Regions from separate parts of the Mus musculus genome. Here regions 2 and 3 are each linked to region 1. Evidence: chromatin loops called from intact Hi-C (ENCODE). Cell type or tissue: left cerebral cortex. All regions are shown on one strand.

The links. Hi-C counts contacts between places; a loop is a spot of excess contacts. Peaks named below come from ENCODE experiments on the same cell type or tissue, not always from the same donor. Only the 100,000 strongest peaks of a DNase experiment are listed, where the experiment ranks them.
Region 2: a loop joins it to region 1, with 6 times the contacts of the local background. A loop is called at or near these places in 5 of 42 quality-filtered maps.
Region 3: a loop joins it to region 1, with 7 times the contacts of the local background. A loop is called at or near these places in 13 of 42 quality-filtered maps.

Annotation. Positions count from the first base shown.
Region 1 is chr3:155,089,593-155,097,592 of GRCm38, reverse strand. Fpgt (fucose-1-phosphate guanylyltransferase) reads left to right here and starts at 4,215. Exons shown (of 4, transcript NM_029330.2): 1 at 4,215-4,294; 2 at 6,035-6,202; 3 at 7,389-7,481. The coding sequence starts at 4,237. It overlaps Lrriq3 (leucine-rich repeats and IQ motif containing 3), which reads right to left and starts at 4,159. Exons shown (of 8, transcript NM_028938.2): 1 at 3,923-4,159. In left cerebral cortex, a CTCF peak has its summit at 4,272; a DNase peak (open chromatin) is centred at 4,208; H3K4me3 peaks cover 1,493 bases; H3K27ac peaks cover 1,034 bases.
Region 2 is chr3:154,813,525-154,821,524 of GRCm38, reverse strand. The region is part of intron 23 of Tnni3k (TNNI3 interacting kinase); the gene reads left to right. Among named protein-coding and RNA genes, the nearest start is that of Gm20389, 110 kb to the right of the region's middle. In left cerebral cortex, a CTCF peak has its summit at 3,608; DNase peaks (open chromatin) are centred at 4,098, 4,594, 5,258, 5,983 and 2 more places; H3K4me3 peaks cover 638 bases; H3K27ac peaks cover 1,859 bases.
Region 3 is chr3:154,592,293-154,600,292 of GRCm38, reverse strand. It overlaps Tyw3 (tRNA-yW synthesizing protein 3 homolog (S. cerevisiae)), which reads left to right and starts at 3,195. Exons shown (of 6, transcript NM_172474.5): 1 at 3,195-3,440; 2 at 5,759-5,839; 3 at 6,478-6,576. The coding sequence starts at 3,267. Cryz (crystallin, zeta) reads right to left here and starts at 3,582. Exons shown (of 9, transcript NM_009968.4): 1 at 3,009-3,582. In left cerebral cortex, CTCF peaks have their summits at 3,074 and 3,664 (motif pointing left); DNase peaks (open chromatin) are centred at 3,170 and 3,598; H3K4me3 peaks cover 1,750 bases; H3K27ac peaks cover 1,451 bases.

The sequences.
Region 1 (8,000 bases):
AGAATAGAAAATATGGCTCATTTGGAGCCAGTAGCTGTTCCACAAGGAATGTCAGAGTACGACTCATACAATAAATGTGTCATTTTACTATGATTGTTTGCTTTATTTTTAAATATTTTCATACAATATAATTTGATCATTTCTTCCCTCTGCCAACACACTTCCCATACTCCACCAACTTTATCTTCCCTCAAAACAAACAAACAAAAAAAAAAACAAAACAACAACAATCACCCAAACAAAGATACTGGTGTACGAAAACCTGTCCCAGGTGATATTCATTCTCTAGGACACATCTCCTAATCTTCCTAAAAAGTTTCTCAGTCCCTCTATCTTGAGACCAAGCATTCAAATATATGCACCTATGGGAGACATTATCATTCAAGCTATCACACTGCTGGAAGGCACTATGCTTGCTTCCAAAGGAGAAACATTATCAAAATCACATATAGGTATAAACCCTGTGAGCTACAATAGTGGCCTTCCTGCAAGGAGTGAACAAGTGTGATAATGGCCCAAATGTTACAGTAGTAACCAATTACTGTAAATCGGATTTAAGGTCCTCTCCACAACTTGAAACTCATACCTGACCCTGTTAAGAAAGCCAAGAACCTCAGACTATATAGGTCATGGGTACTAGAGTAAAACCTAATATTACTAGTCTGCTAAATAAATATAGCAATAAAATGACTCAGAATGATGTATTACTATACCCATAGAAGAGTGCTTCATTCAACCCTCATTAGACAAGCTTCCTCTTGCATTAGATGATAACTAATACAGAGACCTAAAGGTAGACATGTAGCATGTGAGACACTTTGGAACACTCAGCCATAACTAGCATATCTTTATCACATCTCTCCTGCAAAGGGTGTTTTCTGTTGTTTTAGGTCAACAGAAGAATTTAGAGGTATAGTCTTCTTATAATGATTCAATTTCAAAGTTCTCCATTATTAAATTAGTATTATGAAGTAATATGTATTTGTTATAGTGAAGAGCCCAGCAGAGATCTACAGGTTACTACCAAAGTGAATATCTCACAACAAAGCCCACACTTGTCATTGCATATTATGTGGTCTTCACTCACTATGGATAAACATCAAGGACCCTACTTTTGGATCATATATATGCTTTATCTTGTCATGGACTGCTTGTCTTTAAAAACACTATTTTGTGTTTCCATCAGCAACAAGCTGAAAAATTATTCCTTTACATTCTTACTAGTATTTGGTGTATTGGTATTTTAAATCATGGCCAGTCTGGTAGCTATATAGGGGTACCTGAATTTTTGAATTTGAAATTCCTACATATATCTGATGCTGTGTTTTGGTTTGCCATCTGAGTATGTCCTCCAATGAGGTACTTCCTTTTTTAGCTTTTTTGATCATTTTTTGGTTGGCTGTTTGCTTACTGTTGAGTTTGAGTGCCTTGTATTATTTTGGATACCAGTGTTTCACCAACTATGTTTTGCAATGCTTTCTCCAAGGCAGCCACATTACTGGTTATTTTCTTAATTCCCCTTTTTAATCCAATACACAAAATCATATTTTTACAAACATGGTTCATACAATCAACATCCATCCTTATTAACAGCATCAAGATTCCATCCCTCTAATTAAAAGTGACATGCTTCACTGCATCGTGTATAAATAATATATATAGAGAGATGTGTAGTTTTATACAGCCACATCACTGTACATGAAGCTCTTATCTGAAATTATTCATCATTCTGATTATTCCATCTCATTTACTTTAACTTTTAGACAATATACATATTCAAAGAGTTTTATCTCTCTTCTTTTGTTAAAGTTCATTGGGTCTATTGTATGCTGCCAATATCCTCATGAGTGGGGCCATCTACTAAAGCATGGTTGACCTACCAGAGAGGCCACAGCCTTAAAGAAAATTGATTCAGCCTTTCCAAGCAGCTATGAATGGTCCATAGCCCCTCAGGTAGAAACAGGACTTATATAAGCTTTAACGACTGACCTGGTAAAATGCACTTACTGGTATACTAGTGAGAAGAATTTCATGAGGGGTAACCAACAACTTTCTGATTTAAGAATTTAAGTCACCCTCCATAAATAGAGCCCATATCTAACACCGCTATTAGAATCACAAATGTGTGGCCAGACAGGTAGGTCATGAAGTTCTACTGGAGAACCTACTACTACTATTAATCTACCGAACAGACATAGCATATTAAACTAACTCCCAATTATCTATAGCTACACCCATAGTTTAGTGCATCTCTCAACCCTCATCAGAAAGGTTTCTTTCTTTCTTTCTTTCTTTCTTTCTTCTTTTTGCAATATATGGCAACTAACACAGAGACTAATAACTGGTCAATGTGTAGAGAGTACAACTAAGCAGTGCTCAATTTCTGAAAGGTACACACACACACACACACACACACACACACACACACACACACAGTGTAGGGATCACTGTCAAAGGGAGGGAGAAAGAGGGTAAGTGCCGGAGGAGGTGGACACTGTTTTCTGGACATAGCAGGCAGCTGCACTCATGAACTCACAGCAGCTGTAACAGCACCCAAGGCCTGCACTAGCTCAAGACAGCACATTTCAGCATGGAATGGAAAGGTGGGTGTGAAGTACTATATGAGAAATTTAAATTTGGTTAATTTGTTTTCCACTTATAAGAATGTTTGGTAGGTACTCAAATATGTAGGCCTTTTTGACCTGTATTATTCCCTTTGGACCTCAACCTCCTCCTGTAGTTGAAAATAAATTCCCTCTCCATTCTGACAACTCACAAAATTGTCTAGCCAGCCCTGTCTTGATCTCCAGAACCACATACATGATGCACAGACACACAACAATTTCTACTATATTTGCACTAGTTTATTCTACATATCCAATATTATTACAGGTCTTCTCTTATGACTTCACTATGCTTCCCCATACATACCTTTCCTCAGCTCATTTAAATGTCATGTCATCCACTTTCAGCATCTTTTAGTAATTTCTCTCACAATCCACACTTATTTATTGGACAGGTGTTGTTGGTTAAGTGTTTCTATAATCTAAGCAATTTCTCTCCATCTCCCATTATTATCTTTTAAATTTCCACCAAATCTTTCCTGTTTGTGTTACTTTAGTAGACTCCAAATAAAGCTCTGCTTATATTCTTGCCATACCCACCAACATACTTCAGTGTGTCTGTGCCCTTTAAACATAAGGCAGGTCACCAAAAACCTGGGATGACTCCAGTTCACTCAAGACTATAAATTACAAGCTCTGACTGCTATTGCTGTTATTATCTATCGGGCCTTTCTGTATTTTCTTAATTTCCTTCAGCCGGAGTGTATTGTGAAACAGTTATCTCCTCCCCACAAATGTGTCCACTTTAAATACAGAATTAAATGCTGAGGTCAAGGCTTTAAGTGAAAAACTAAGCTTACTCAGAAACTTAAAAGTTCATAGGGAGCTGCTATGCAGAATTCTGAGTTAGATTTTAAAGAAGAGAAGCTTCTCAAGTCAAATTGTAGTGGTAAGATTTCTGGGTTTCAGACTGAAATGGCTTCCTCAAATAGCGTTCCTCTCTATGTACTATGTGAAAGATTAAAGAGATCAACCTGTAGTACTCGATATAAACTTATGCACTCTACAAGAGAAACACATATAACCACTCTATGAAAGTGTATTAAGTAAGACTGGTTCTTTCCAATATCTGGCACCTTTGGTTGAATCTCCTTGAAGCAAGTGAACACAACAGAGTGTGCAGTGCTGGCTAAAGGCGCTAGTTCAGTACTGGGCCTGGGAAGTTGGACAACTGAAGGGTGCAGAGTAGTCTGGCCCACCAGAAAGCATCCCACAGAGCCGAGCCTCTCTCTGGTTCAGGGGCCTGGCCTCCCTGGGAGGCTTCTGACAGGAATAGGAGCTCCGTGCGGGCAGGTCACCTCAGCATCTGGGTGGTGGATCCACTAATGGTGGGTGGGTTGGTCTTCTCGGTCGCACCGCGGGTTGTCAGACACGGTAAGGCAGGAACCCAGAGCTCCGCACAACCCGACCCCGCTAGGTGCCCGCCCATCTGCCCCACAGATCGTTGCCCAGGAAACGCCGCTTGCGCACGCTCACGCCATCCTAGCTTTTCAAGTCTCAGGGCGCTTCCAGGGCCGCGGTGACGTGGAGAGCATGGAGGAGGCGGGGCGGGGCGGGGCGGGGCGGGGTTTGGAGTGCGCGTGCGTGCTAAGTGTGCTCCCGGAAGTCGGCCATGGCGTCTCTCCGCGAAGCCACCCTGCGGAAACTGCGCAGATTTTCTGAGCTGAGAGGTACCAAGGCGGAACTGAGTTCTCTGCCCCCCTGCACGGAGAGCGCCTTCCCAAGGACCCCGCGCAGCTTCCTGTCCGATACCCCTTCCTGTCCGCTCCGTCCTGGCCAGGCCAGCCAGACTTTTCCCTTTTTCCCTTTTCCTCCTCTCTGTGCGAGCCTAAACTTAGATGTCAGGAAGGAGCAGTAAGAGAATTACCAACGGGAAGTAACACTGGCTTAACTCAGTGGTAGAAGACCTTTTGCTTAGAGTCTGCAGTAGTCGTTACCTTGTTTCTTTTCTTTTCCCAAGCCCCGCTGCTTAACTCCACTTTATTCCAATGTAAACCCCAATACGGAGGCAATCATGGCTTTAAATTTGATAATGTAAGTTTGGGGTACAGCTGTCTGGTAAAATTGATATTTATGAGTGCCTAAAATGTACGGTCTTATATTTGGATACCAGAATGATTGGAACTATTAAATCCAAGCTAACATGTCTGTCTCTCTCCTCTCCTTCTCCCTCCCCTTCCCCCTCCTTTCCTACCTATTCCTCCTTCTTATCTCAGTCCCTCCCTCCCTCTTTATCTTTCCCCTCCCTCTCATTCTCTCTCAACTTGTTAAAAACCTTATTAATATTTTTGCTGATTAGAGGGTTCCACTGATTCTTGAAAGTGCAATTTGTCATTTAATGAGTTCATTGAGAAGTTTAGTCCTGGGGTTTGTGTTGTATTCTGATTGCTTATATAAAGTGTAGTTTGATCATCGTTAATAAAAATATTAGAAGCTAGGACTGGTGTCGCAAGTCTGTACTGTCATCTACTTGAGACGCTAAGGCAGTAGGAACGAGGTTCAAGACCTACCTGGATTGCACAGACAAATAGACGATGATAATTGATAGACAGATAGATAATAGGTAGATCGATCGGTCGTGTGGTAGATAGATAGAAAATAAATATGAGTTCAGAGCCAATCTGTCAAGTAGTGGAAGAGTCCATGATTCACTGAAGAATGAGTCACCAAAGAATGATGCCCCAGATTCCAACAGTATGTAAACACAAAGAGTATTTATTCTGCAGAAGTCCAGCCTTCTGGGTCTCCCATTGCCAAGATAGAGAGACCCTGAAGTGAACTCGCAGGACCAATTTCAAGCACATTAGAGGAGTTCTGGGTTAGGTAGGCTTTGCCTTCCTCTATCTCTAGTCAAGTGCATTAGTGAGAAGGGGGGAAGTATAGAATAGAACTTCAATCTGTAACTGAATGTGAACAATCACTTGCAATAGCTTACTACCTTTGAACTAGCCTGTCTCAACCCTGTCAAACGTAAGATACTAAATTAATTAAATAGATAAATGAAGGATTATGAACATAGCTCAGTGATAGAGCTGGCAAGCATAGGACTCTGTGGTTATTTCCCAGTACCACAAAAGAAAAGGAAAGAAAAAAATGATAAGCAACAATAACAAAAGACCACATTCCTAAACAAAAACCTGGAAGGAGTGGATCCTTGAGTTGAAATTTCTCAGCCAGCAACATTAAGGGCCCTGGTTCGCAAAACTTGCTTTTAGAGGGTAATGTTTGCTTGTTTGTTTTGTTGATTGGTTTGTTGGTTGGTTGGTTGGTTGATTGGCTGGTTGTATCCCCTTCTTAGTATGGAAGATGGTAATGATTATCCTTTGTTAGCCCCTGTTTTGAAATAGGCAAACTTGTAAGTGAGATGACTGATAGCATTAAAAGAAGGTTCCTTGCTATTTTTCCAATAGGCAAACCCGTGGCAGCTGGAGAATTCTGGGATGTGGTTGCAATAACAGCAGCTGATGAAAAGCAGGAGCTCGCTTACAAGCAACAGTTGTCCGAGAAGCTGAAGAAAAGGGAATTGCCTCTTGGAGTTCAATACCATGTTTTTCCAGATCCTGCTGGGACCAAAATTGGTACACATTTCATGGGGGTGCTTATAAAGGACTCTGGACAAAAATAATAATTGAAAAATAATTTTTCTTTGTTTATAGTTTATAAACTGTTTATCTGTACACATGGCCTTTAAAAACTTTAAGATCTGAAACTTAGCTTTTAAAATGATAAAAGTCCAAAAAGAGATTCTGAGCCCCTGTGACTTACAGAGAAACTAGTCCAGACCTTATTTTAAAGATTTTTTTTTTTTTTTTTTTTGCCTCAGTACAATTTACACTGGAATTTGCTGGAAGTTCTCTTAAGATCTTTTCCAACTGAGCAACTGAGTCATTTCATGAAGTAGTTTGGTGAAGAAAACAAATCAGGAAGCTGATGTATATATATACTTGGCCTCTTAGGACCAAGTTACGGGAAACAGACAAACAAGGACCAGTTACTTGAAGTATCGTAGAATATTTACTTAAACCCTGGAGAATTCAACTTTGTCATCATTGCAGATATATCAATTACGTGTCACCTTTGATTCCTTAAGGAGAGAAGTGCAAAGGATTTCTTCTACTTTTGTATTGTTATTCATTAAAAGAAGGCCAACATTCATCTCTCATTTACTTATTTACTTGCAGTGTTTAGACTGTAAATAGTATGATTTTATAAGAATGTATCACTAAGCTTGTGGCTCATGTGCTGAGTAAAGCTAAAGCCTCGTCGTGCGGAACAAGATGCACGTGCATGGCACTGGCGTTCCTCTCACTTCCCACTCCTGGTTTAGAAGGTTAGCACCTGTATGATGTCTCTTCTATAGAGGAGAATTAAGTATACAGGATGTAAGTGGTATTTAAAATATTTTATACAACCAGGTTCCTACATTAAGAAAAAAAACAAAAACCTCCAACTAGTGTGTTAGGTTGTGTCATGTGGAAGAAGCCATTGTATGTTGTATGTTGGCAAGTGTATATCAATTTACAGTCTCAGGTCCTGTACCTTATCACTTCTATCATGACACTGAGACATTGTGAGCTTTACTCTCTGTGTTCCCTGATTAGCTGTTTGTTTGCTTACTTACTGTACCTGATCACTTCTTCTGACAATAACATCAATCTGTCTGCCTCCTATTGACAAAATTCACGTCTTCAAAATTGTAACATTGCTTATATAAAAATATTCCTAGTTTTATCTGAAACAATATGCTTCTGAATTGTTTTTAAGGAAATGGAGGATCAACACTTTGTTCCCTTGAGTGTTTGGAAAGCCTCTGTGGAGACAAATGGAATTCTCTGAAGGTCCTGCTAATCCACTCTGGTAACTTATTGTTGACTTATTCACATTTGCCCTTGAGCTTTCTACCTTTGACACCGTAGAGACTTTGTCCCCCTTGCAAATGATCTCTCAAATTTTATTTTGCCTTAAAATTCATTGATGGTATTTTACTTGAGAAATAAATACTCATTTTTTTCTTTTGTTATGTGCAGTTTGTAAATGGTAGGATTTTCACAAAATTTATTTTTAACATAGATTATTACATCATCAACTTCTATGAATGTTTTATTTCACTTTTGTTTTGCAAATAGAAAATTATTTTTTATAAAACTCATGAAAATGTGACCATTTCTCAGGCACCTTGAGGGGACTTTTGTTGCCGAGGAAAATGGATGATGATGATAATGATGATGATAACCCTTTTGTCAAAACTTCTGCCTTGCATTTTTGTCTGATTTTTAAGAGCAAAAAAGCTACAATAATTAACAGTTTTAAAAACAAAAGAAAAGGTGACAAAATATGTAAAAGCAAATAGAACATTTCAAATGAGAAAAGTCAGAA
Region 2 (8,000 bases), 280 kb after region 1:
TCAGAACATCCATGCCAATAGTGTATGAATATACACCGAGACATGTGTGCTAGCAAAGTGTGTAACTACAGAGGTCTGTGCGTAAAGCAGTGTGTTTATGTGTGTCCTGGTGGGGAAGGTACAACTTCTACCTTCTACATCTCTGCTACAGGTTAGATAACTTCTTTTGCATTTATCTTATTAATTCTCTGATTCTCTTTGTTTTGCTGTCTGTTTCCAACTCAATTTCTTCCTGACTTCTTTCCATTGTATTTGTTGTTGTTTAAAACTTTTTCAGGCCAGTTTTGAAGGTCTCTTTGCCTTCCATATAAGCTTACCTTTTCTTTAAAAACATTTATGTTATGATTTCCACTAGGTTTCCCATCTTCAGTCTTTAAGCTCTGATCACATGGCTGTTCCTATGGATTCTTGGCTTTCCTGCTGCCCTGTCCCTTCTTCTTAGTTCTTAGTTCTCTTATGAGCTCATATTCCATGAGCCTGTAAAGCCATGGAAAGAAGTCTAGCCCACGGTATATACATACATACATACCATGGGCTAGACTTCTTTTTTCTTTACATGTTACCTGTAGCTTAGTTTGAAGTGGGCACTCGTGTCTTACATCTCTTGCGTAGGGCAGGTTTTATTTTTCCCATTTTCTTAAACTTGGTTGTCTCTTTAAGATGTTAGACATTTTAAATGTTTTTATTTTTTATGTGCATGTGTATGTACATCTTTTTGAGTATTTAACATGTATGAGTAGGTTCCTGAAGAAGCCAAAAAAACCAAAAACAGAACAAAACAAACAAACAAACAAACAAAAAAACAACAGGCATTGGGACGCTGGAGCTAGAGTTAAATTTGCCTATAAGCTGCTCAACCTGGGTGCTGGGAATTTAGTTCAAGCCCTCTAGAAGAGCAATATTTCTGAGCCATTTCTCTAGCTCCAAGACTGTAGCTTTTTAAAGGTGTTTATCACCTGACCTCCTACTTTGTTTGGGTTAAGTATCTGCCACACACACAGCCTTCCAAAATTCTACCTAAAGGCCAACAATAATCTTCGTGACACGTATATCTGTGTAGAGTGAGGGCCTAAACCAATCACTTGATTTTTGTTCATACCTACCTAGATTATAAGCATATTGCATTCATAAGCATCTCTCCTCTTTTTATACTGTGTTCCTTAGGACAGTGTTCAGCATAAGTATAAATGCCTGTTATAGCATGGGCAAGTGAGCATTGCAAGCTGCCATCAAGATAATGCTATCTAATTCTAATATCAATGTTTCGAAGTAATGCTGGCTGAAGGCTCCCACTCTTTAAGGAAAGCAAATTGAGACAGGCAGTTTTAAACAATGGATACAAAACTATTAAGCGGTGGAAAAAATAAGTTCATGATTGAACCCAGGCCTATCTGGCAGTGATTCTACTGTGCGTTAAGACTAAACTTCAACCTTGCTAGCTTGAAGCACAGGGTTTCTCTGTGTAGTCCTGGCTGTCCTGAAACTCACTCTGTAGACCAGGCTGGCCTTGAACTCAGAAACCCACCTGCCTCTGCCTCCCAAGTGCTAGGATTAAAGGCATGTGCCACTGCTGCCAGCTTTGAAGTTCTTGTAAGAGGCAGATAGACGAGGAGACCCCGTGAAGAGCTGTCCGCGGTGCTGAATGGTCTCCCACTGAAGAGTGACAAATTCAATACAGCCTTAGACACCAGGACTACAACGCTTCTGCTCACAGAGAAATTCTCCTACTGACACTGGCCACCTTGCTTCATTTTACCTCCTAGGGACAGATTGTAATCAGCTGCCTATAGACCCAAAGCTCCACACATCAGGACTAACTCATCCCTCACCATTGTCTTCAATCATTTACCTCCAAATCAGCCACCGTGGATACCTGGAAAGGCAGCAAGCTCTAATCAGAACATATAACAAGAGTTACTTCCTTCTAGGAATTTTACAACCAGAAGTGCACATATGATCCAGTTTAGAGGATAACTCTACTGTAATGCAATTTCTTTAGGTTTTGTCAAGCTATATTTCTTTCCATATTGATTAAGTGTATTCTGCATTAAAGCAATCAGTTTGCAGAACTCACAACCTCTGGACTTAACACAACAACAATATTGAGGCTGACATTTAGTGCAAGAAAAACAAACAAACAAACAAACACACACAACGACTTGCTAGTAATGAGGAAATGGAGTCACTGTCCTCTCTCATTCATAGATGCTATGTGGGTTCAGTACCTAAACCTGACGTTACACACAAATCACTATGAGGTTCACAAATCTGAGAAAATGATTTTTAAAAAGATGGTATCGTTGGTTTCCCAAAGTAGTTATTAGCTTCCTCCAAGATGGCTGATTGAATGTATAGCTAATGAGTTTTTCATCAAAGCTCAGTGCTTATTTAAGCATCTCATTAGCACCTTTCCCATCCTTCAGCCAGGCCCTCTGTGCTGAGAGGAAGGACTCTCTGAATATGTGCCTCTGTTAAGCCCCTTTGTCACTACGGTATAATGAGGAGAGTAAGATGTCACTTGCCTAAATCTAGGGGCAAGGCAATTTTTCCCAGGTATTTGTCATCTCTGGAGTGTATAATTTTTTATGACCCTCACTTGCTCAAGGTCATTCACTCAGCTCATTAAGGGTCTGAAGTGAAAAAATACATAAATGGCGAGGAAGAGAAGCCAGAATCCAAGCAGGTGCCAGCATATCTGTCAGCTGCCCCTTTTATCTTTTTTTCTTTTTAAGTTAAAATATTTTTCAGTTGTCCATGAATTTTCCTAATTAATAGAAGCAGGAAAGCTTTTGGTGTTCATGGGGTGTGGGGCTAAGAAGGAAGCCTATAGCCATGGGTGCTAGTGTTGTATGGGTTTGGTTGGGCTACCTCCTTGCTATGAGCCTGGTGTCATATAAAGTACATGAAAGATGGGAGCTGGTTCAGCAATGTGAGGCTCTGAAGTGTATCCTCAGAGTTCATGTAAAACCAGAAGCTACAGTGTATATCTGCAAGTCCTGGGCTCCTAGGAAGAGACAGTAAGTGGAGACAGGAGAATCTCGCTATGTGGGCAGGCCAGCCAGTCTGCTACCAGCAACTGCCAACTGCAGACAACAAAGGACGCTGTCTCAAGCAAAGTATAAATGGGAAACCAAAACCGAGGCTGTCCTCTGACCTCCACATAGTCACCATGGTACATGCACAATGCCATCTCTACACACAAAGACACACACAGAGAGAGAAAGACATACACAAAAGCGCGCACAAGGGCACACACGCACAAAACAAAAGTTAAAGGAAGTAGATGTTAAAATTATTTCCATGAAGGTTCAAAAATCTAGAATATTCATCGGTAGTGCAAAAGCCACTTAATATTTTTTTATAAAAATTCTTTATTCAGCACAGCCCCTGGTATCACACCTGTAAAGCAACACAGTGGCATTTGCCAACAATTCCCAGATTCGGGAGTGAAATAAAGATCCCACTGTGCCAAGGACTACCCTCAGACCTCTGGGATTCTGCTTTCTTATCTTTCCACAGAATCAGTGAGAAGGGGCCCCTGCAGGACTCCCTCCCCTGGTGAGAACCCTAAACAGCACTGTTAACCTCACTTATAAGTTGGCTTGCTCACTGGCGCCATCTGGCCCTCAGTGGGGGCGCTGCAGGGAGTGCAGCGGCGAGAGATTGGAGAAATCCCCCTAACAAAGGCATACAGCGTCAAAGTTAAGGAGTGAGGAAAAAATGTCAATCTGTCCCTGACTTTTAAAAGCCGCCCTTAGATTGAAACAACCTTTCTCTCTCTCTGTGAAAAATGTCAAAGAAAGAATATCAAACAAAATATTCTGTTCAGAAGAAGTGCTGGGAGAATGGGAAATTAATGAAAGGGGAGATAGAAGAAAACCCTGTGCCTGTGTAAAATCGGTACTTCTTAAAGAGAAAGCTTTAAGGACCAGGAGTTACGCCACATATAACGCATTGCACGAGACTGAGAAAGACTGAGAAAGTGACATATTTAGGTTACAACGGCTCAGTCGAGCGAGCGAGCAAGGAAAGATGTCTTCCTCAGCTGGGCGGCTCTGCCACCATTCTTCAGCTCTCCCTGTCCCATGGCAAGCTTGTTAGCAGCCTGAAAGGGCCTCCCTGGTAACCGAAGGGCCTGTTCCTCCTGATGCATTTTGTAATACTAATTAACTAATTCCCAGCCACATAAAGGGAACCTGTGAAGATTCACCAGAGGCAAACTGCTAAGCAAATGATGACAGACTTCTCCATTTTCAATTAGACGGAGTGGCATATTGTGACAGCAACAAGTGGACCGGGCTTTCTAATGACAAGGGTTCTGTGAGGGTTCCATTCCTGGAAATGAAAAGGAAGCCTGGGCCACGTGTCTACCCTTGTGCACATCAAAGCAAAATTCTGCCTTTGGTTCTGTTTGTGTGCCACCGAATGTAAGATTTAATCCGAAATGCCGCCTTTTGAGACTGCTTCTGTTCTCTGGAAATGTCTGACAGGACACGGCACAGGGACCAGAGAGAACAGCCAGCCTAATTAAACCGGTACAGGTAGCACTGCGCTCAGCCACAGCAGCCCTGACTCCAGCCAGCCCCACCCTGCACCAACCGACTCCACTGTTTGTGTTACAGATCTCTTGCTCACATGGCAACTGTTGCTATGTTTGCAGTAATAAGTGGGTGATGCTAGTGTCTCAGTAATGACTGTGTTACAAGAGCCATGATTTCCAAATGGGTTTTTGAAGCTGCTCACACAATGGCACTGCACAGAGTGACAGCTTTAATTTCCATAGATTCTCTTTCTTTTCACCTTTAGTATCTTCTGTATGGACCGAATCTAACCCCCGTAGAATAGCAAGAGTGACAGCTCTCTTCCTTTGGCTCACTGATATTTAAAAAGGATGTTTGTTATTCTAAAGGAGCATTGTTTCTTACTATCTCTTTAGAATCTATGGTATTCAGTATTTCTTCTACTTAAGTAATAGCAATTAAAGCTATCAGAAAACATTATGGGCCCAGGAAGAAAGCCGCTCCTGTATTAACTACAGGAGAGAGAACAGCATCTGCTATTAATATCTATGACATTAGCTGGATGCCCACATTAATGAGCAGATGTTTGAAGAGCTTCAATCTCAAATAAGTCTGAAAAATTCATGAGTGGGTATTTTCCATGCTGCAGATTCTCTTTCACAAAGACAGTGAGCAGATGAAATCTGTTTTGTTTCCTGATCGTGATGAAGTGCTTCCTTCCCAGTAAGTGTTGTAGCACTGCTCCTTCGGCAGAGGTGGGCCTTATCTCAGCTCTGGGGGAAATATCTAGAGTGGGTAGCATATCATTGCTATGCCCACTGATAATAATATCAAACTAGCCAAACCATGGAAGAAGATACATTGTGTACTCTGATCATTAGCCACCTTGGTTGAGACATTGTGAATTTTTTCTAGGCCAGTTATAACACTGCCAACCACAGCTCTTCCGCGTGGCAGAACCATCAACCTTCAATCAGTATTCCCCAAATGAGCAGGCTGAAGCCAGAAAGGATGAACAACCTGCTGGAGGCTTTACAGTTAGTGAACAGCAGGGCCATGATCTGAGCCTGGATCCAGTTGACTCTAAAGTGTGTGCTTTTCACTCCTTGCTGAGGAATTGTGACAAAGAGGGGGGCTGTTCTCATACTACTCCCCCACATGACCACAAAATCCCTCCCTGTGTGGGGTTTCAGGTTTCAGGACCCACCTCCATACTGAGGCAAGTGAGTATGCACTTGATTCTCACTGTGTGGCCCCAGGCAGCAGCTTCCACATCTGTGGTAATCTGTTGGAAAGACAGACCGGCCCAAGGAGACAAGCTAGCCTCAGTCTGCTCTTTAACTAGCATCATACAGGTACGTGCCTGAGAATGTACAACAAGATCAAAGGCATGCCACTGCAGTCTTTAATGGATCAAGATGCCCCTCGCCTCCATAGCTTACTTCCTGCAAGTTGTAAAGCCTCCACTTAGAAGCAGTTCCAGCCCCAGGTGTCCATGAGACTGAAAGTGTGACTGCCTCCTTTGCAGAGGCTGTTTCTATATTAATTCACTGACACATCCTTGTGACTTGTGTCTGCAATACCAATGGATACAGTCCATGGCAGGAAAGAAATCACTGATGCCTGTGGCATAGACCTTTACCTAATTCCTGCAGGTGTGCCTGCTGAAACTAGAGTCCAGTATAAAAACAGAAAAGATTTCAGAGGCTCAGAAAGCAATCCCTGAGTACACTGGTTTCAAGCAAATGTTTCTCTTCTGTTACATTGATTATTATACAGGGCAACTGGCACATGGCAAAACAAACTACAGGAATATGAGACCAACAGGGATGCTGTCTGTTGCTGTCTTTCCCCATCACACATTATGAATGGAAAGTGTGGCTGTAGGGTAGTTACTGCCAACTCAGTTTCGGTTTTATGAAAATTCTTGTTGCTTCTGCATCAGAATGGCAACTTTCCTTTTTAAAGTGTAGATACTTCTTAGTTTAGTGACAGCTTAACAAGTGCACATAATTAGTAAGGGCAATTAATTAATGCCTACCTTTATGTTTTAAAATACATTAAAACAAAATTGAAAGATTAGGAAGTGGCGGGGCGTCAGGGGGCTCTAGAATATACCAAAGACCTGGGAGGTAAGAAATGCTCAGGACTCAAAGGGAGGGACCTTAGAAGAAATGCCCAATAGTAGGGAGAGGTAACTTGTAGAAAGACAGAGCATCAAGTGGAGGGATGGAGTTGCCATCCCACAGTCAAAAACTCCAACCCAGAATTCTTCCTATCTAAAAGAACTGCAGGAACATAATTGGAGAAAAGACTGAGGGGAAGGAAATCCAGTGACAGGCTCAAATTGGGTTCCATCTCAAGCTGAGGCTCCAAGGCCTGACACCATTACTGATGCTGTGGTGTGCTTACAGACAGGAGCCTAGCATGGCTGCCCTTGAGAGGCCCAACAAGCAGATGACTAAGACAGATGCAGATATTTACACCCAACCAGTGGACTTAAGTCAGGGATCCCTGTGGTTAGGGAAAGGCTAGGAGAAGTTAAGGAGTAGGGTGACCCCATAGGAAGACCTGCAGTCTCAACTAACCTGGACCCCTGAGATCTCTCAGACACTGAGCCACCAACAAGGCAGCATACGCTAGCTGGTCCAAGGCTCCTGACACATATACAGCAGAGGACCAGGGGTCGGGCCTCAGTGAGAGAAGTCACACCTAATCTTCAAGAGACTTATTACTCACTATTAAGTTGGGCTAGCACCTTTGTGTTTAAAACTTTCATGCAACCATCTTGTGTGTGTGTGTCTGTGTCTGTGTGTGTATATGTGTACATGCGTGCATGTACATGTGCATGCATGCATGTATGAGTGTGCATGTCTGAATGCATATGTATATGTCAATAGGTGTGTGTTTGCATATACATGCACATGTATGCAAGTCTGTGTTTGCTTGTGCCTGTCTTTCTGTATGTGTGAGTGTATGAGTATGTGTCTGTGTGTGAGTGTGTGTATACATGTGTGAGCACAAGAACATGTATGAGGAAGTCTGAAGACATTTGTGGCAGTCACTTCTCTCCTACCATGTGACACTGAACTCAGGTTGTCAGGCTTAGTGATAGCGTCTTCACCCACTGAGCCATTTCTGAGGCACAAGCCAACACCTTCCATTGTAGTTTGTTCAAAACTACAATGAGATCCATTTATATACATTTGGTTAAATAAACAAAAGGAATTACAAAGTTAACAGATTTTGATCACTTATCACAAATATATGCTGATCCCCCACACACAAATACAGAGCATTATCTACCAAACACCCCTGGTGTTTTAATGGGCTGGTCTTGACAATCCAAATATAGTCCCTTATTTTATATGCTCTGTGTATGACTCATATTTTCCTCATTGAAATAATTAGTTTATTATTATTATTATTATTATTATTATTATTATTATTATTATTGCTTGTAGATGGGAAATGCCACAT
Region 3 (8,000 bases), 500 kb after region 1:
TGAGCTCTCTAACTCAGTTCCTGGTGGACTAACTCATGCTCTTCAGCAGAGGGAATTAAGTGAAAGGATTTATTGTTAGTGCTCCTCTCTCTGGAGAGTGAGTGGGGAGCCCCTGGCTGGCCAGGTAAGAGGCTCAGAGCTCCTTAACTGTTTTTGAACCAGAGAGAAGTCCCTCACACAAACAACAACAACAACAACACACACACACACACACACACACACACACACACACACCGGAAAATGTGTGTGCTGCACCACCTTCCTTTATTGCTGTCAGACTTTTTATACTTTTAGACAAAAAGTTCTCTAAGAAAGAATTCCCTTATAGATAAAATGTTACATAAAAGGGAGTTACGGAAAGGTATCAGTAACAAGTGCAATGCAGTGTTTTATACGATAAGCTCACTATAAGTTCAGTTTTTACATGCCCTGGCCTGATCATAGTGCACACCTGTGGCTTCATCCTTGGACCTGAATATTTTTCCTTGAACACAAATTTGTCCCAAGCCTATTTTCTCCTTTTAGTGTAATTTTGAAAGCTTGTTGTATCTTTTATTATGCAGCCTTTACTTACTATTCTGAGGCACGGGCACTGTCTATTCCTGATTCTAACTTTATTACATCTTTCTAGCAAAACAACTAAAACCATCTTAAAGCTTTCTTCCCAAAAGGATTTGAATCAAATCAGGAATTCTATGAAATCATTAATTCATCTAAACAGCATTAATTCATGAAAGTTCATCTTTAGGTTGATCTATACGAAATCTGCTCAATAGAGTGGGTGATGCTCTGGAACCCTTAGATTATCTATGACAGGAAAGGCATATCAGCTGCAGGAAGCAACCCAGAGATGAAGCCTCTTGAGAGCTTGCCTCTCAGAGCTCAGCCATCATAAGCCTCCAGGAAGGTCCCCTTTCCTCGATGGCTCCTGACAAGAACCACAAGAATAAAATAGGATGATATACTAACAGCAGTTATGAACTTAAGCCTTCATAATAGTGAGCTTTTCCTAAAAAAGCATAGTTTTTAAATCTCCATTCATTTTATTATCTTTACAAAAGACCAAAGGGAAAAGATGCTATGCAGAACTAAAAAGCCAGCCTTCCTTTTATGAAGGAGACGACCTTTGCCTTTGTTAGAAGAGGTTCAGAAACCCTGGCAGGTCACAGAGGTCACAGCAGGGCTAGAACCCAAGTTCAGTGCCTTAAATGTTGGCTGATTTTATTTCCTTAACTTAGAATCTTCCAACTTCACTTTTGGAAATGTTGGCATCGATTGTCCTTCATGCCTCTGAAATGAATTCTGGAATGTATGAGCAATTGGGTATGAAATGTCACCAAGCTATAGGCTGGGGCATATATTATCTAATAAAGGCGTCTACTTGGGTATTCTTCAAATGCCTACAAATTGGGAAATACAGTAGAAACATAAAAGACATGGTTCTACAGGGAAAGCTAATCTACCCTGATGGTATAGGTTGTCTAGTCTAGGCTACCTGTGGGGATTGGCTGCAACAATGTAAGCTTTATTGTTACTCATGGTCTCACACTGGACAAGGAGGAGCTTTCTGCCACTTTGGAGCATCTCACACTGTAGTCCAGGTTGGTCTGGAGCTCTGGATAACTCCCCTGCCTCAGCTTTCCTAGTATATGCACCATCATGCCTAGTTTCTTTGGTTTGTTAACTATGCTATGGTTTAAATGGGCTTTTCTATCTATCATATATATGTTGTGAAAACTGTTTATAGTACCTTGTTTTATTTTTATTTTACTTTTTATTTCTAGGACATACACAGTTAAAAATTCCTCCTCTAGACTGATTGAAACTCATTCATTGGTTTAAATGAAAGTTAAATGGGTAGGGGATATGTTAGACGTATGTATATCTTAACATAGAGTTAGTGAGTCAACTCTCAAACTCAAGAGGAAAGACATATTACTAATGAAGTGCAGAGGGCCAAGGTTAGGGCTAGCGGCAAGGAACACTTGTTATCCTCTTGCTGAGGGCTTCATTTGGCTTTCCAGCACCAACTTGGTGACTCAGGCTCGAAACCTATTCTAACTCCAGTCCCAGGAGATCTAATACCCTCTTCTGTCCTTTGAGTGCACCAGGAATACACACGGTGTGGAAAAAAGAGCAAAATAAAATAAAATTGATTTCTAGAGAGAGTTTTAAATGAAGACTAAAAAAGAGGCCTCATAGTTATAAAATGTACTGCCACTGTTCCAGAATGGCTCATGGAAGCTTGTGGCTTACTATTAACTTGGAAACACGAATAAATGATGAAAATTAAAGTATCCAGTCCAAGTCTTCTGGCTATATGATGTTGTCACGGTCTTGCTTTCACACTGATCACTCTGTACCCCTGCAGCATCTCATGGACAGGGCAGGCCCCGCTTCAGTGTGACAGAATGCTGCTTGCTACAAGCTGCATTTCCTAGGGCAGGAGCCAGCGGGGAGTTATGGTGGCTTCAGGGGCTCGAGGTGGACACGAAGTCCACACAGTGGCCTCTGCACTTTCAATCATTAACAGGTCTTTTCTGGTCACAAGACTGAGGCAGGAACTCTGGGAACTGTAAATGCGCAAGATGTAGTTAACAATGTATTAGGTTTTTCTAACTCTGTCCCTCTCTGTGTCCCTCTGTCTCTGACTCTCTCTAGGTCTCTCTTCTTTCTTTTGAAGACTACTGTAGGTGGGTGCCACTATGTCTAAAAATAGGAATAACAACGCCCACTGCATACACACCGGAGGACAGAACACAGACCTCCTCTACCTGCACCTGGGAAGTTGTGAACCCGGAGTTGGGGCGCGAGTGCCTGGGTGGCGGCAGAAATCCCCAGGCATCAGTAGGCAGCTACCCCAGTCGGAACCACCGGCCGCCTGCTGTGCAGTTCTCCAGTGCAGATAGATCTCCTGGAGCCTAGAACTTGAAAGAAAGAAAAAAAAAAAAAAAAAAGCCTCCCGGCAGACAAGAGTAGGACCTTGCTTGCGGTCCTGGGTGACTTACCCTCCTCTAGAGTAGGAAACAAAACCTCCTAAGCTCCAGAAGGTCTGTGGGGAAAGAGGTGGGCTGGCTTTCCCTAACTTCGCTAGGCTCCCCCTCTCGGTTTACGCCTGTACGGTCTGGCGGCGCACGTCTTGCTCCTGGTTGCGCCAATGGGGAACTTTGGTCCTCTCCGGCCACCGTGGCGGCAATATGGCTGCGCCCATGGAGAAGAAGGCGCATTCCAGAGCAGAAAGCCGACCCCAGCTCGCTCGCTCGCTCATGGACCGTAGCGCGGAGTTCGGCCGGTGGAAGGCGCAGAGTCTGAGCAAGGCGGACCTTAGCCGCAAGGGCAGTGTGGACGAGGACGCGGTGGAGGTGGTGGAGCTCCTGAACTCGCGGGAAGAGTTTTTCACCACCAGCTCCTGCGCAGGGCGCATCCTCCTTCTGGACGGGGTGAGGCCCGGGCCGGGGGAGGCTGTGCAATGCTAATGCGTCCTCCGGGTGATGGTGGAGCTAGCTTAAGTGGCGAAGGCTGGGGATTGGATTTACAGAGCGCTGGAGGAGCTCGAGTCTCCAAGTCCCTTCGGTCACGCTCGCCCTCGAGCCGCGCTAACCCAATCACTGTCGCTATGAGATGGGCGCCCGAAGGTTAAGGGGTCGCTGCCCCCTGGTGGCCGGTGTCATTATTACAGCCCTGGGCATTTTAGCTCTAAATGAAACAGTACTGTAGATACATGGTCAAAGCCCCTGGCTGCACGCTCTCATCCTCTTCCTGTCCCACAACACAGGATAACTAGACAACACGTGAAATAGGGTAATTTATTTCCAACATTTCTCATCGTGCCTGGCCCCATATTGCTGGTTAAAAGTCGCTAGGTTCCGCTTGGTTCTTCACGTACTGAAGTCCCAGATTATCGAGGTCTGTTCATGTTTATATTGCTTCCACCACTCCCGTTCTGTTCATGGACACTCTTGCTCACAAGCTAGCTGCCCACACCTCTTCTACAACTGCCCTGCCTGGGTTTATTCAGACGAGTCTCCAAAACACTGTTGTCTCTTCTCCAAGCCATGTTTCACAACACATTCATATGTATATGCATATGAGGGATGCATACACATATATGTATAATATATTTATAAATGTATAAATATATATGTATATACTATGTGTAAAATATCTATAATGAAAACATATTATAATTATGATTATACAAAATATAATCATAATAGAATATGATATATATTTTATATATTTTCATTTTTAAGCAGAATTTACTTTAGAAAATCCAAATTTATATTGTTCTGTAACCTGCAATCCTTTCCTCATTTTAACCAACTGCCAAGATTGAACTATTTTCTTTAGTTACTTGTCTTTGTCTTGTTCCTGTTCTTCATTTAGGAGTGGCAGAGTACTGAGAACCGAACTTAGGGTCTCGATCATGCTCAGCAAACACTCTACCACTGAGTGAAACTTCCAGCCTCCTCCCTACCTTTTGTTTTTTTTTTTTTTTAAACCTTCTAAAACAGGATCTTTCAAAGCTGCATAGACTGATCTTGAACACATTTAATAGACCAAGAACTCCTGGAACCTGTGGTCCTCCTGCCTCAGCTTCTGGAGTAGCTGTCCTATAATGCTTCCCCTATATCTACATAGCTGAGACACGACTCTCCAAGCTCCACTGTTATGCCAGACACAGAAAGAGGTGCAGACAAGCACAGTGCCCACTTAAGAGTGGCTGTCCATTCTGAGTTGTCATAGGATGCTTTCTGAACCTTGTCTAGCTTATGTATCTTATACTTGGTGGCTATTTATTTTTACTCTGCTTTATTAGAAAAGAAGGAAAGTGAAAAAAAAAATCAGGGTGGAGAAAACATAGGTAAGCCAGAGATGTTCCAAGTCGTGGTGTGACATTGTGTACATTTGCTAAGCATAAACCACTCATTTGGCTCGGAGGTTGTTTATAACAGCCAGCCCATGTTCCTAGAGCCTCACTATGAAAACCGGTCGTTCAGGGCCCACGCTTCCCCCACCAGCTCCCAGAGGAGCCTCCAGAGCTTTGTGTGCGTGGTTGTTGTAGAGATGCGGTGGTCTTCATGTGTGTGGTTTTCTGCTCTCCCTTTGCAGACTCTGAGGGAAGGATCTGTATATACCGATTAGAATTTGCAAAGAAGCAGTGTTTAGGTCGCTGTTGGAATGACAGCCTCTCCAGAGCTTTGACACATTGCTCCTCGCTGCTTTGCATATGCAGTCTACTTTAGGGATCTCAAATACATTTCCATAGTGGTGAGGAACATGTCGAAAGGTGTGCCCATCCCAGACGTCAGCAAATGGTCGGCCTTCCGTAGTGTTAGCCACCCTGTTCTACAGGAGGTGCCTTCTCCCTTTTTCACTTTTTTATGGTGAAATACTGCTAACATATAAGTCCTTCATCCTTTTCTTCCAGCAAACACATGCCCAGAGAGGCTTGTGACCCAGGGTAGGTGTGCTCAGCTGCCATTCATAAGATCTTGGGTTTCATCCCCAGCAGCACAACACAAACACAGAAGCAAACCAAAAGCACGCCCCTGTTTCTGAAGACACCTGAGTACTTTTACCATCTGAGCCCTAAGTTACTTGAATTGATTTTTCTCCTAGGTTATCTTTACCCAAAATACACTGAATTATTTTTCAGTCATCTTTCTGAGTACTAACTTAAGAATGCCCACCATGTTCTACAATGCAAATGTACTCATCTTGCTAAGTTTTACAGTTGAGTTGTCTGTCATTTTAGAGCACAGAAGGCTCTGGAGTTCAGAAGCAACACTGCTGCTGGCTGCTGGTCACACACAAACCGTGTGCGAGAGACGATGTGGTAAGTTTTTAAGTTAAAAAGTGATCTGCAACTCAGCAGGGAGGCCTGCCTCTTCAGCAGCACAGAGGTGAGGGTGGGCACATGGCTCACTGGGTTCAAATCTCACATTCAGCTCTGTTATTTAATAACTTTGCAACCTGGTAAAAAAAATATAAAAGAAGAAGGGACTTCACTCTGCCTTGCTAGCTTCAATGTTGGAAATAAGAGTATATCATTTACCACGATCCCTTCTGGACACGCTCATGGCTGTGCCCAGTGTGTCGTCTCTGAGCCTGCAGAGTGAGCACAGGGAAGGTTGTACCAGGCAGAGACCTTCCCTCCGGGTCCCTGTGGACATCCGGCCCCATCCTCTGCAGAAATGAGGAAAGGAGAGAAGTGGACACAAAGAGGTGTGGCTGGTTCCAGCATTCTCGTGTGGAATGGGGAGGGCTCCATGCCCTTCATAGGCTCCACAGGAAACTAAGTAAAATAAGCAAAGAATAATGTTTGTAATAAAAATGAGGGCAGAGGACGCAGATGTCTCAGACAGAGTGGGTAGTGAGAGCTAGAATGTCTAGGAAGCAGAAGGTGGGTGGGAGAACAGGTTGACAGGACAGGGCTGGGCAGCCGCACCTCATGCTGACCCTTGGTTCCCTCAGATGGCAGCTCTGAAGGGTGCAACCAGCGAAGCTGTTTTGAAGTTTGAACCTTTTATCCTCCATGTGCAATGCCGGACACTGCAGGACGCACAAACCCTGGTAAGACGTTGAACTTGCTCTTGAATTGAGATGTCTTTCAGTAGAATTAATTTTAAGCTTTAAGCCACCTTTTAAAATTATTTAATGTTGATTGATTCAGCTAATGTTTTGACTTAATTGTTCTCATATGTTTGCTTGGTCTAGCTATTTATGTCAAGTGTTAGGAGTAGGGACTCCCGGTCATCTCTGGGAAAGTAAAATGAGTACCCACACCTGGCCCGCGGTCTCCCTCAGCGGGAGGATTCATGTGGATTTCACAGTGCTGTGTCTTTGGTTTTCTGGCTGAGTTCTAGACGAGAGCTCAAGAACTGCATGTCTGAGGTCTCCCTGCTCACCTACACCTTTTACTCCATTACATGCAGAGTCGTCTCATTGCAACATAATTTAGTAAATCATGAGCCACAGAGCATCCGGGTAGAGCTGTGTGCAGTCCTTGCTCACAAGCTGCTCTGAAGAACTCCCTGAAGCTGAGACTGAAAAGGACGAAGCAGAGTTAGGCCTGCAGCTGGGAGATGAAGATTCCGAGCAGATTAGAGTGTTCCCTGTTTCAGAAGCAAGAAAGGTCTGGTGTGTTCACAGAGCAGAAGAAGCAGGCCATAGAGGGGAGGGGGGATGAGGAGAGAGGAAGATGGAGGCCTCTAGGCCAGAAGAGGTCTGGTTGCCTTGTCAGGCAAGGGCTAGCTGCAAAGGCTTGGCGCACTGTACTTTGAGAGCCTAGTTCTGCCACAGTATATTAGGGCTCAGCTGTAGTGTCCTGGAGTGTGGTGGCATGGCCTGAGAGGACACCAAAGAACATGAGAGGGTGACAGAGTCAAAATGTTTTAGCTTCTGCATTAACAGAGTGATGAGGCCGCTCAAGAATTAGACAGCCTGAGGGGAGAAGTGGTGAAGAGATCACAGCAGTGCCATAGTGTCACAGCGCCCTAGTGTCACAGCATCACAGCGCCCTAGCACCATAGAGAAGTGTCCAGGCTTCAGACGTGCGTCTTATTCTGGATGCCTTACAGACAACCACCTCTCCCTTGCCTCTCTCATGGCCTTCCTCTGTGAATGCACAGCAGTGGCATCTCTTATAAGGTCATCATCACCCCTGTTGACTTAGGTCCCTACCTTGACAACCTTATCCAGCATGACCAACATAAAGGCCCTTTCTGCAAATGTTGTCGCTGGGGTTAGCACAACTTGAAAGCCACTTCAGTTCTAACACCAAAATGTGGTTGGTGTTTGTGTAAAAGGCTGCTCTGGAGTATAGACTGGCCTGCAGATGCACACTGGAGAGATGTTAGCATGCACCATTTAAAGCCATGTGCCCGGAAGCACTCACTGTGGAGAGAGTGAGAGGAAGCAGGAACACTTAGACACGCTTTCAAAGCCTTGGTTGAGACACAGTGCTCCGCAGCCTGCGACTTTGTTTCCCCTAGACT